2 separate regions of the Homo sapiens genome follow, and region 1 is linked to region 2. Evidence: chromatin loops called from intact Hi-C (ENCODE). Cell type or tissue: endothelial cell of umbilical vein. All regions are shown on one strand. Links, peaks and the distances in the headings refer to the core of each region. The heading gives the core; the rest is flanking DNA. Region 1 holds the start of U2AF2 (U2 small nuclear RNA auxiliary factor 2). Region 2 holds the start of LENG9 (leukocyte receptor cluster member 9).

Region 1 (5,349 bases), core at 211-5,210, 1.2 Mb after region 2:
GTGGTGTCTCTGTTACTGGAAGCCCAGCATCTGGGGATCTGGCTTTCCCTCTGCTCGGGAACAAACCACCTCTGGCTGCCCTTGGGCCTGCCACTGTCTCCTCTCACTGATGGTTCCATCCTGGGTGACTGACTCCTTTGCACAGACAGTTTGGCCCTGCGGCTTCGGCACTTTCCCAGTGGGGACCCTGGCACCAGAGCCCTCCCCTAACCCGCCTTCTAGAGGAATCTGTGTCTGGGCCTCCGCCTGCCGGCTCCCTCTGTCTAGATGGAGGTGGGACCCAGCCTGCTGGACCCAGGGCCCCTGATTTCTCTCGGTCTGACCCCCCGACTCCAGCCAAGGCCTTGCCTGCCTCCTGGGTTTCCAGAGGCTACTCTCCAGAGGTCCCGCCCAGTCCCCAGAAATTTCTCCCTCCCCTATGGGAACCGCGCATAGTCACAGGGGTCCTGAGGCCCCTGGTCGGCTGCCTCCGTAAGACCTCTTGCCAACCCAGGCCTCTGAGAAAATGCTCCACCCATTACCACCTCCCACAGACCCCAACTGGCTCTACTCAGCCACCAGCGTCTCTACCGTACTCCTTGTCTCTCTGTCTCTTTAGGGGACCAGCCCAGGTTGGGGGATCCAGTTCGGGGACTGCAGCCTCTCTCAGTCCCGGGACCTGTGATGGGATGTCTGGTCCCTTGGTTCATGTGTGTGTCTCCATCTCCCCAGAGGACCACTGCCGGATGAAGCCTGGGCCCAGGCGGATGGAGGGGGACAGCCGTGGTGGGGCTGGGGGCGAGGCCTCGGACCCTGAGTCAGCAGCCTCCTCCCTCAGCGGAGCGTCCGAAGAAGGCAGCGCCAGTGAGAGGAGGCGGCAGAAGCAGAAGGGAGGTGCTAGTCGGAGGCGCTTTGGGAAGCCCAAGGCCCGGGAGAGGCAGCGAGGTGAGTGGGGTGCATGGGGCGGGCGCTGAGGGGCCCGGGCTGCTGAATTGCTGTGTGTCCTTCCCAGAGGTCCCCCTTTCTCTCCAAGCCCCTCCAGCCTTGCTGGAGAAAGACCCACCGGGTTCTGTCTCTCCCTCCTCCACGTGTGGTCCTGGGTTTACTTTCTTTTTTTTTTTTGGCGGGGGGGACGTCTTGCCCCGTCGCCCAGGCTGGAGTGGTGCAGTGGCGCATTCTCACCTCACTGGAATCTCCGCCTCCCGGGTCCACGCCATTCTCCTGCCTCAGCCTCCCGAGTAGCTGGGACTACAGGCACCCGCCACCACGCCTGGCTAATTTTTTGTATTTTTAGTAGAGGCCAGGGTTTCACCGTGTTTGCCAGGATGGTCTGGATCTCCTGCCCTCGTGATCCACCTGCCTCGGCCTCCCAAAGTGCTGGGATTACAGGCGTGAGCCACCGCGCATGGCCTGTCCTGGGTTTACTTTTAAGTTTTGGTCCACCGTCGAGGGCAGGGCCACCTTGGGCACCTCCTTAACTTTCATCAGTAAGGAGGAGGTGCGCAGTAGGACCTACCTCACGGGGAGGGTGAGACTTGAATAAGTGAATTCACCTGAGGCAGGGAGACGAGGGTGATGGCTCGGGGTGTCGGGGGGTGCTGGGACCGCGTGGGTTGAACCCGGCCTCTTGGCTCATTTTGTCTCCTCACTCTCCTTCCTGGGCCTGCCTCTTCCCATTTCCCACTGGTCCAAGATCTGGCTGCGATTCTTCCCCTCCTCTCTGCCCCTTCCTTGCCTGTTGTTCTCCGTCTCCACCTGCACCGGCCCGTGCCTCTGCTCGCCGAGATCCTTTCTTCCCATGGCCGTTTCCCTTCCCGTGTCCGCCCCCTCAGTCTTGTGCCCTGCCCCTCACTTTCGTGTCCCCGCCTCCACCCCTCAGTGAAGGACGCCGACGGGGTCCTCTGCCGGTACAAGAAGATCCTGGGCACCTTCCAGAAGCTCAAGAGCATGTCGCGGGCCTTCGAGCACCACCGCGTGGACAGGAACACCGTGGCGCTGACCACGCCCATCGCCGAGCTGCTCATTGTGGCCCCCGAGAAGCTGGCCGAGGTGGGCGAGTTCGACCCCTCCAAGGAGCGCCTGCTCGAGTACTCCCGCCGCTGCTTTCTGGCCCTGGACGACGAGACGCTCAAGAAGGTGCAGGCGCTCAAGAAGAGCAAGCTGCTGCTGCCCATCACCTACCGCTTCAAGCGGTGATCGCACCACGCCTCCGCGCCTCCACCCGGGCCTTCCTCCCCCGTGGACCCCGGTGGATGACCTGCCCCTCTCCCCGCCGCGCCCCTGCCCCTCCTCCTCGCTCCCTGGGTTGGGGGCTCCCTTAGCCGGGCCCCCAAGCGCGACGGCCCCGGACCGGCCGCGGCCCCTTCCCGAACGCCGGCACCCCCTTCCGCTTGGGCTGCCCAGCCCTGTCCTCGCCGGGCCCCTTCCTCCTGGAAAACCAGGCAGGCGGGTGCCCCCCCCTCGAGTGGGGGACTGTACAGACCCCGTCTCCGCCCTGGCCCCGCGGAGGAGCTGCCCACCTGATTCCCGGACAGACCTCCCCAACTCCGCGTGAGACAGAGAATTATTCAGATAATTTAAATTAAAAAACGACGTGAAAATTTGGAATAAACTTGGCCTCAGCCTCTTCCTAGGAGGGGGACGTGCCTGGGAGGGGGCGGCCGTCGCCCCGAAGACGGTGACGGGGTTGCGGGGGCTTCCAAGGGGGTGGGTGGTCAGGCGGGAGGACGGGTAGGATACGGTGTAATTAGCCCCCCGGAGGCAGAGATGGAGAGTGAAGCAGCTGCGCCCCAGAAAACTCGGAGGCAGAGCTCGGGAAAAGAAGCGCGGACACAGCCGGGCGCGGTGGCTCACGCCTGTAATCCCAGCACTTTGGGAGGCCGAGGCAGGCGGATCACGAGTTCAGGAGATCGAGACCATCCTGGCTAACACGGTGAAACCCCGTCTCTACTAAAAATACAAAAAATTAGCCAGGTGTGGTGGCGGGCGCCTGTAGTCCCAGCTACTTGGAAGGCTGAGGCAGGAGAATCGCTTGAACCCGGCAGGCGAAGGTTCCAGTGAGCCGAGATCGCGCCACTGCACTCCAGCCTGGGCGACAGAGACTCCGTCTCAAAAAAAAAAAAAAAAAAGTAAAAAGAAGCGTGGACACTACCCGCTGGGCTACCCAGACCGGAGCGCGGCGCGAGAGGCGTGAGTCGATGACCTCTAGCGAGGGAGGCCACCTAGCGGCCAGGCCAAGTCTGGAGGATACTTCCGTTGGGCCGCCAGGGGGCAGTAACGCCAGATCATCTGTCTCCCGGAAGTAATGCCAGATGATCCGTCTGCCGCGCCTGCGCGGCGGGAAGAGCCGGAGCGCGTTGATGTGGTTGCCGAGACAACCAAGAGGGTGGCCGGATTTAACGGCTGGGGATTAAGCACTTTCACCGTTGTAAGGGAAATCTCGCGCACGCGCAATGGGGACTGAAACCTGGTCCCCGCAACCCCCTTCACGGGAGCAGTGGGAGAGCGCGCCACAGAACGACTTTTACGCAGGCGCAGAAGCCTGTTTCCCCTCACCCGCGGCTTCCACCCTGCGCAGGCGCAAAAAGCCGCGCTGGCAACCTCCGCAGCGGTCGCGCGCACCCTTCATCCCTCTTGCTGCTTTTGTCTGGCACAACCTTCTCAGGCCCTCCGCGAGGCCGGCCCTTTTTTTCTTTCACTTTCCCCACCCGGAGAGCCAGGTGCCGAGAACTAGGACCTCGTCCCCTTCTCTATCCCTTCCCCTGATCCATCTCGTCTCTGTTCTCCTTCCCTTTTCCGTTCCCGAAGCCGGAAGGAGCCGAGGTACCCACGGAAAAAGTCGAAGCTGTCCCCGGAGAGTGAGGCCTTCACGAAGCGGTGGCGGAAGGAGCCGAAGTTCTCTGATCGGAGGCGTGAGCAAGTGGCATCTCCGGAAAGAGCCGAAACACGGACTCGAGCTTAATCCCAGGAGGGGCCCGAGGGCGAGATCCGGAAATCTCCGGAAAGAGCCGAAGGCCGGGACGGTTAGGATTGTCGGAAGTGGCCGATTGCTTGGACAGGGCCGGCGGAGAAGATCGGAGCAAGTCCGTGGAAGAAGCCAAAGACTGGGACGGATTGAATTGTTGGAAGAACCCGAACTCGCAGAGGGGACTGGGCGCAGTGGCACACGAGGACACACGGAAACCTCCGAACGTTGAGGAGATAATCTCGGAAAAGTTACGGAAACCTGGGAAGTCGGCGAAACCCTACGTTCGGGTGTTTTCGGAAGCAGCCGAAGCGGCCGCCTGCTTCGCCTTCGTCCAGTATCCGGAGATAGCCGAGGCGCTTCGGAGCCAGGCTCGGGGGGAGGGGCAAGCTCGCGGGCGGGCGGGCGGGTGAGGGGGCGGAGCCCGGGCGGGGCGGGGAGGGCTGCCGGAGGCTTGATTAGGTAGGAGGTGGCGAAGCGCCGGCGGCGGCCGGAAGTAGCCGAAGCCAGCGGCGGAAGTAGCCGAAGCGGCTGGAGCGGGCGGCAAGGCGAGGCGAAAGCTGCACAGGGCCCTACGCGGCCGCCTCAGCATGTCGGACTTCGACGAGTTCGAGCGGCAGCTCAACGAGAATAAACAAGGTGAGGGCACCGGGGTCGCGGGGCGGAGGTGTGGGCGGCTCCTCGCGTCGCTCTTTGCCCCCCCGCCATTTTCTCCCTCGCTTCCCCCCACTTCACGGCCGCGCGGCGCCCCCCAACCCTGGTTCCGTGGCGCGCGCCTCGTTCACGTGACGTCCCCAGCGTTCCGCCGCGCGCTAGGCGAGGGGAAGGGGGCGGCGGGGCGCGGGCCCGTGACGCATGCGCACGGCGGCTGTCCCTGCGCCCCACGTGGTCCTGGCGGAGGTGGCGCGGGGGACGCGGCACGAGCGCGCCAGATGCCTCGACGTGAACTTTTGTTTTTTAAAATCTTTTTGGTTTCTCTGAAAAGGAGATTATGTTAGTCCCCGTAATCTCTTTTCTCCCGCTGCCTTGGCACTTCCGCTTCCGGTCGGGCCCACGGCAGCGTCTCCACGCCCCCTTTGTTTCCAAAATGGCGGTTGTGAGAACTTGGTGGGGGGGCCCCTTTCCTTCCTTCACGTGGATGAGGGCAGAGCCGTTTCGGCGGATGCTTGGAGGCCACGGGCCCCTCGCGTACCCCTTTTCCTTTTTGCTGATTTGCTCTGATCTCTCCCGCCAGGTGGTTTCTGCCCCGTCTGTTGGTAGTGGGGCGCCTCATATTAACGTGTTTGGCACATGTTGCCTAAAAGCATCTGCATTCTTTGAGTGTCCGCACGCACACATCCTGCATATGCGGGGCTTTTGGCGGTCCCGAGAATCGCGATATGGAGTGTTTGAGACAAACCTCAAAT
Region 2 (5,349 bases), core at 289-5,288:
TTGGAGCAGAAGCGGGTTCTAGGACTTAGTGCCCCTCACTCGGTGCCTGGGTTCCTGTGTGTGTGGAAAGGGTAGGGCTGCACCCTGTGGAAGAGGGTTCAGGGAGCTCTGAGGACCTGGCTCGTGCTAGATGCTCAGTCAGTAGTGTGTTTTAGCAGCAGCCGGAAGTGACTGCTTTCAGTGTGTAGTGGTGAGTGCTAGCTGGCACCCCTGCGCCTGGCTTCCCAGACACTGTAACGCAGGGCAGGGGAGGCAGCGAGGGCTGGGTCCCCACGGTGGCCCTGGCAGCCCCGCCATCCCCATCCCCTGCCACGTGCTGCTCCCTCCATCTGGTCCCTGCCCCTCAGCCAGCGGAGGAGCCCGCTGGGCCCTTCCCTGCCCGTCCCCGCTCCTCCCTGGCCCCCGCACAGGTAAGTGAGGGTGAGGGGGGCACAGGGGACTGGGGTCACTAACCCCCCCCGGGCCCCCCCCGAGCCCCTGAGGTGGGGAGGCTGGGAGGCGGGTGGGGAGCCAGCAGGCACTGTGCTGAGGAAATCCTGTGGGCACCCGAATGGGGGGGCCTCCCCGCTCGTGGGGCCCTCCCCTGCCCTCCCGCCCGCCCGCCTCATCACCTTCTCCTCTTGTCTCCATAGCTTCCGCCCTGCGCTGCCAGTCTCCTACCTGCAGGCCGAGCTGGCCTTCGAGGGCGAGGCCGCCTGCCGGGCCTTCCTAGAGCCCCTGGGCCTGGCCTACACGGGCCCGGACAACTCCAGCATCGACTGCCGCCTCAGCCTGGCGCAGCTGTCAGCCTTCTGAGCACCCAGCGAGGAGGGGCGGGGGCAGGGGCTGCAGCCCCCAGCGCTGCCTTTGCGGATTCTGTTTTTGAGCCGTGGACTTGGGTTGTAAATTTATTTGTGGGGAGTGCGCTCCAGGAAGAGCCACCATCCCTGCCCCCGTTTTCCCACCGGGGAGTCTGTACAGAGATTTTTCTACGTTTTTATTTTTTGCCTCAGAGGGATGGGATTGGGGAGGAGGGGATGGGCAGCGGAGGGTTGGGGGCATGGTCTGCAGGCTCATCTGTGTCCGCCTTTCACTCCACTAATGCTGTCTCAGTGTTTTCTCTCTCTCTCTTTCGAGCTTGCACTCCGGTACCCGACCCGGCGCCCTGGCCCATCCCATGCCGGGGGGCCAGTGGAAAGAAGACAGGCCGTCCAGCCCGTGCCCGCCTGCGGCGGGGGCACCCAGCAAGCCCGCCCACCGCCCGCTGCCTCACCTGCTTCGCCACAGACTCTTGTTCCCAGCCCCTTGGGGCCTCCGTGTTTGGGGTGGGGGAGCTGCTTAGAGACTGTGCCCGTCCTCGGCCCCCCACCCTGAAGTGCCAGCACCACCAGCACCAGATCCTCCGCCGCCACACCGCACTGAGGACACGCCGGCCGGGCCGCCTCGTCTCAAGTTGTATAAAGTTGTCTCCGTGTCCCCTCCTCCCTCTGCCCCCAGTGTTTCTTCTGATTTTTTTTTCCCCTTTCCCTCCCTCCCTCTCCGCATTCTTCCCTTGGTTCAGCACAGGTAAAACGGTTCCCCTCCCTCCCTGCCTTCATGGATCACCAGCTCACGTCATGTTGCCTTCTCTTTTCTTTGTGTGTGTGTTTATTTAAGTTATTTTTCTTCCTCCTCTCCCTTTTCTTTTTGGCCCTCCCTCCCTCCCTCTTCTGCCATGTAACTGGAGGATGTGCTATGAGTTTGCAAACAGCTGGACTGTCAGGCTGCTTTTTTTCCAGATGTTCCTCCTCTGCCTCCCCTTCCCCTCCTCTCCCCTCCTTTTCCTTCCTTCCTTCCTTTCCTTGGAGCACTGAGCACCATTTGGAAGCTTGAGAGAAACCAAAATTAAAGAGAGAAAGAGAGAGCGTGCACGCTCCTGCTTTGTCTTTCCTGTGTGGGCTGTTTGCATCCATTGTCTCCTCCAGAGGTCTGGGGGTGTCACTCCAGGGGGATCTCAGCCAGGGGCTGGAAAGGCCCCCCTGTCCTCCCTATACGGCACAGCCAGAGTGTCTGCAGGGGCTGGCACCCCACTTCCTGGCTGAGGGTGAACTCCAGCTTGGGGAGGTGGACCTGGGAACCATGGGGCACCTTGGCCACGGTGAGGTGGGGGTGCAGCTGCCCTGGAGACTGTAGTGTACTCAGCCCCTCGGCTTCCAGCCTCTGGCTCAGCACTTGTGCCATGCTTTCCAGTGTGGGAGAGGGTGGGGCACACAGCACATGCGGGCCCAGGAGGACCAGCTTTCTAAAGCTCAGCCGAGGGGGTGCATTTAGCCCCGGGGCCAAGAGGGCCCGTCTCAGAGCTCCAATGGCAGCGGCCTCCTCCCCAGCGCCTGCCAGTCGCAGCAGGGCCAGGGTCAGGTGTAGGTTCTGAGAGGGCACTAGGAAGTTGGCGCAGTGTGGGGCCACGTGGACCAGGTATTCCTGGGCCTTGGTCACTTCTGCTTGTAGCCCAGGCTCGGTCACCATGAGGGCCACAAAATGTGTGGGGCGCGGTTGGCAAGGGGCTGCAACACTAAGGCGGGCCCTTTTGTCCTCGGGCCAGGCCGCAGGACCCCACTCGGCTTCTGTCGTCTCAGCGGAGCCCCCCGGGACTCCCAGGGCCTGTGCTTCCTTGCCCCCCAGCAATGTGGTCCTGGTGGCTGCTGTTGGCTTCAGTGCCTCAGTCACTCCGGCGAGGCGTCCTCTTGGGGCCAGTGTTCCCAAATCAGCAGCTGTGCCCAGCGCCCTCTCCTGGGCCGCCTCCAGCTCTCCGGGTTCCTCCACGCCTGGTTCCTGGTGCCCTGTGCAGAGCGGCCTTGTGCTCCCTCGCTTGGGGGCAGCCTGGGCCTCCTGACCTGTCCCCGCCAGTGTCCACTCGGCACCCTCTGCCCCGTGGGCGCCCTCGGTGTTCGGTGCGTCCAGGATGGTGGGCCCGCGTCCCGCCGCCGAGCCAGAGCCAAAGACGAGGTCGGTGCGCGAGGCGCGGTCCCACACAAGGCGGCCACGGAAGCGGAAGAAGCGCACGCGGTGCTGGGGCACTGCCAGCACGCCCGGCCCGAGCGCCGCCAGCGGCTGGTCCCAGCAAAAGGCGCTGAAGGGCTCCTCGCGCACACCCAGAAAGCGGTCGACGTAGCCCACCGAGAAGTCGGCGGGGTCGAGGCGCGGGTCCCAGCGGATGCGCTGGATGACGTCCGCGGCTGTGCGCAGCGGCGGCTTCTTGGCCCCGGCCTCCGGCTGCGCCTCGCGGCCAGGCGGCGCCGGCGCCCCAGGGTGGGGCTGGCGGCAGCGGGCGCCGAAGCGGCAGCGGCCTTCCAGGAAGAAGCGGCAGGCCGGCGGGGGCGCGGGTTCCGTGGCGGGGGCTTCCTGCGGCAACTCCGGCTCTCTGGCCGCTGCCATGGGTGCGGGGAACTGGCACGCCCGCCGCGCAGACGAGGTCGCCCCGCACGGAGGGCGGCTCCCCTTGGATGCACCGAGCCTCACCCGACAGTGGCGTCAGCGGCCCGCGCTCCGGCCTAGCTCTGGGGACCACGCCGCGTGCCCTCGCGAGGACTCTGGCCCAGTCCCTCCTTGGTGGAGAGCCTGACACCGCTGCTCTGGGACTTCCCGGCTGCGCCCTCCCCCAGCGCCAGGAAAGCAAGCTGCGTAAAGGCTGCGGCAGTCTCGGTCTCCCGGAGCTCTTGGGAGCCTGGCCCCGCCCCTTTCCCGGTGATTGATGTGTGCTGCCTCTTTCTGGGTGATTTACATGTAATGCCCCGCCCCTTTCGGGATGATTACGTGTGCCTCGACCTTTAGGTGATTTACATGTAGTGCCCCGCCCCGTTCCCGGTGATTTACATGTGGTGCCCCGCCCCTTTCCTGGTGATTTACGAGTGCCCCACCCCTTTTAGGTGATTTTTTTTTTTTTTTATGTGTGCCTCTCCCCTTCCCAAGTGATTTACATATGTTCCCCGCTCCTTTCAGGGTAATTTACATGTAATGCCCCGCCCCTTTCCGGGTGATTTACGAGTGCCTCTCCCCTTCTCAAGTGATTTACATGTGTCCCGCCCCGTTCCGGGTGATTTACATGCGTGCCCTGGCCCTTTCCCAGTGATACTTTTGTGCTGCCTCTTTCCGGGTGATTTACGTGTGTGCCTCTCCCCAAGTGATTTACATGTGTGCCCTGTCCGTTTTAAGGTGATTTACATGTGGTGCCCCGCCCCTTTCCGGGTGATTTACCTGTGTCCCATCCCTTTCCCGGTGATTTACATGTGGTGCCCCGCCCCTTTCCCGGTGATACCTGTGTGCCCCGCCCATGAGGGGACGTCTTTAAAGAACCTGGACCCGCCCTCAGTCCAAGTGATTTACATTTGCGGCCCCGCCCCTCTGGGAAACTTACGAGAACCTGGCCCCTCAGTCCAAATCATTTGCATGTTCGGCCCCATCCCTCGGGGGCCTTAAAGAACCAAGATGCCTGCGGACCCTTCCCCCACGGAGACCAGGCCCCTACTGCTCTAAAAGTGTTCTCAGACACTTCCCTCTGCAGCCGCTCCCAGAGTAAACGGCGGCTCCGCCGGGTCGGAGTCCACCTGAGGCGTTCAGGGCCAGAAAGACTCCTGGGGCTGCAGCACTCTGCAGCCCCGCCTCGGCTGGCCCCGCGGTGGCTGAGTCTGGCCCGGCCCCAGGACCACGTCCGGCCGGCGGTGGCGCACAGTATTTGACGAATGGGACTGCGGGAGCCGCCGCCTCTGCAAGGGGCACCGCCTGGCCACGCCCTCGGGCTCTCTTAAAGGAGCCGCACCCCCACCCCAGGGCAATCATCGGACCCGGACCAGGCCTCCGGGTGACACATCCGGCTCTCAGAGGCGCCAGGACCCTATCATTCATCCCTTTCCACGTGCAAAGTGAAAAGTCAGAGCCCGGGCACACACCTTGGCCGTTTATGTATACAGAAGTGGGGTGCCGGGCGGGAAGGGCGCGGGGAATGAGGGAACCTAGAGGCCGATGACGTCGTTCAGCTCGAGGTCCGCGTTGGGGCGGCAGCGGGCCTGGGGGGGCTGCGTCCCGGGGCGGGGTTCCGCGTCGGGCTTGGCGGCAGCCGCCTCCGGGCGCGCCGCGTCCATGACGCCCAGCACCGCGTCCAGCATGGAGGGCCCCAGATCCAGGTGGAAGGACAGCAGCGGGTCGGCAGGCGAGGGCGCTGCGGACTGCGGGACGGCGGGCGGCGGCGGGGAGCGCGGGGCCCCCGCGGGGGGCGCCCGGGGCTCGGGGGGCGGCCCGCCGCCGTGGCGGCTCAGGAACGAGGTGTCCCCGAAGGCGTCGCCGCCGCGCCCCACGTGCAGCGTGTGCCGGAAGTCGCCGAGCGGCGCGGAGATG

The links. Peaks named below come from ENCODE experiments on the same cell type or tissue, not always from the same donor. Only the 100,000 strongest peaks of a DNase experiment are listed, where the experiment ranks them.
Region 1: a loop joins it to region 2, with 5 times the contacts of the local background. A loop is called at or near these places in 2 of 110 quality-filtered maps.

Annotation. Positions count from the first base shown.
Region 1 is chr19:55,650,572-55,655,920 of GRCh38, forward strand. CCDC106 (coiled-coil domain containing 106) reads left to right here. Exons shown (of 5, transcript NM_001370470.1): 4 at 712-924; 5 at 1,859-2,590. The coding sequence ends at 2,175. It overlaps U2AF2 (U2 small nuclear RNA auxiliary factor 2), which reads left to right and starts at 4,464. Exons shown (of 12, transcript NM_007279.3): 1 at 4,464-4,582. The coding sequence starts at 4,534. RefSeq lists enhancers at 3,590-4,259, 5,210-5,289 and silencers at 4,310-4,359, 4,450-4,499, 4,710-4,849. In endothelial cell of umbilical vein, for the core only: a CTCF peak has its summit at 3,232 (motif pointing right); DNase peaks (open chromatin) are centred at 3,350, 3,860 and 4,890; H3K4me3 peaks cover 2,011 bases; H3K27ac peaks cover 1,898 bases.
Region 2 is chr19:54,460,134-54,465,482 of GRCh38, forward strand. LENG8 (leukocyte receptor cluster member 8) reads left to right here. Exons shown (of 16, transcript NM_052925.4): 16 at 633-1,883. The coding sequence ends at 795. It overlaps LENG9 (leukocyte receptor cluster member 9), which reads right to left and starts at 3,645. Exons shown (of 1, transcript NM_001301782.2): 1 at 1,599-3,645. The coding sequence starts at 3,393. The coding sequence ends at 1,957. It overlaps CDC42EP5 (CDC42 effector protein 5), which reads right to left. Exons shown (of 3, transcript NM_145057.4): 3 at 4,893-5,349. The coding sequence ends at 4,968. In endothelial cell of umbilical vein, for the core only: a CTCF peak has its summit at 2,790 (motif pointing left); DNase peaks (open chromatin) are centred at 2,998, 3,748, 4,308 and 4,648; H3K4me3 peaks cover 1,826 bases; H3K27ac peaks cover 3,166 bases.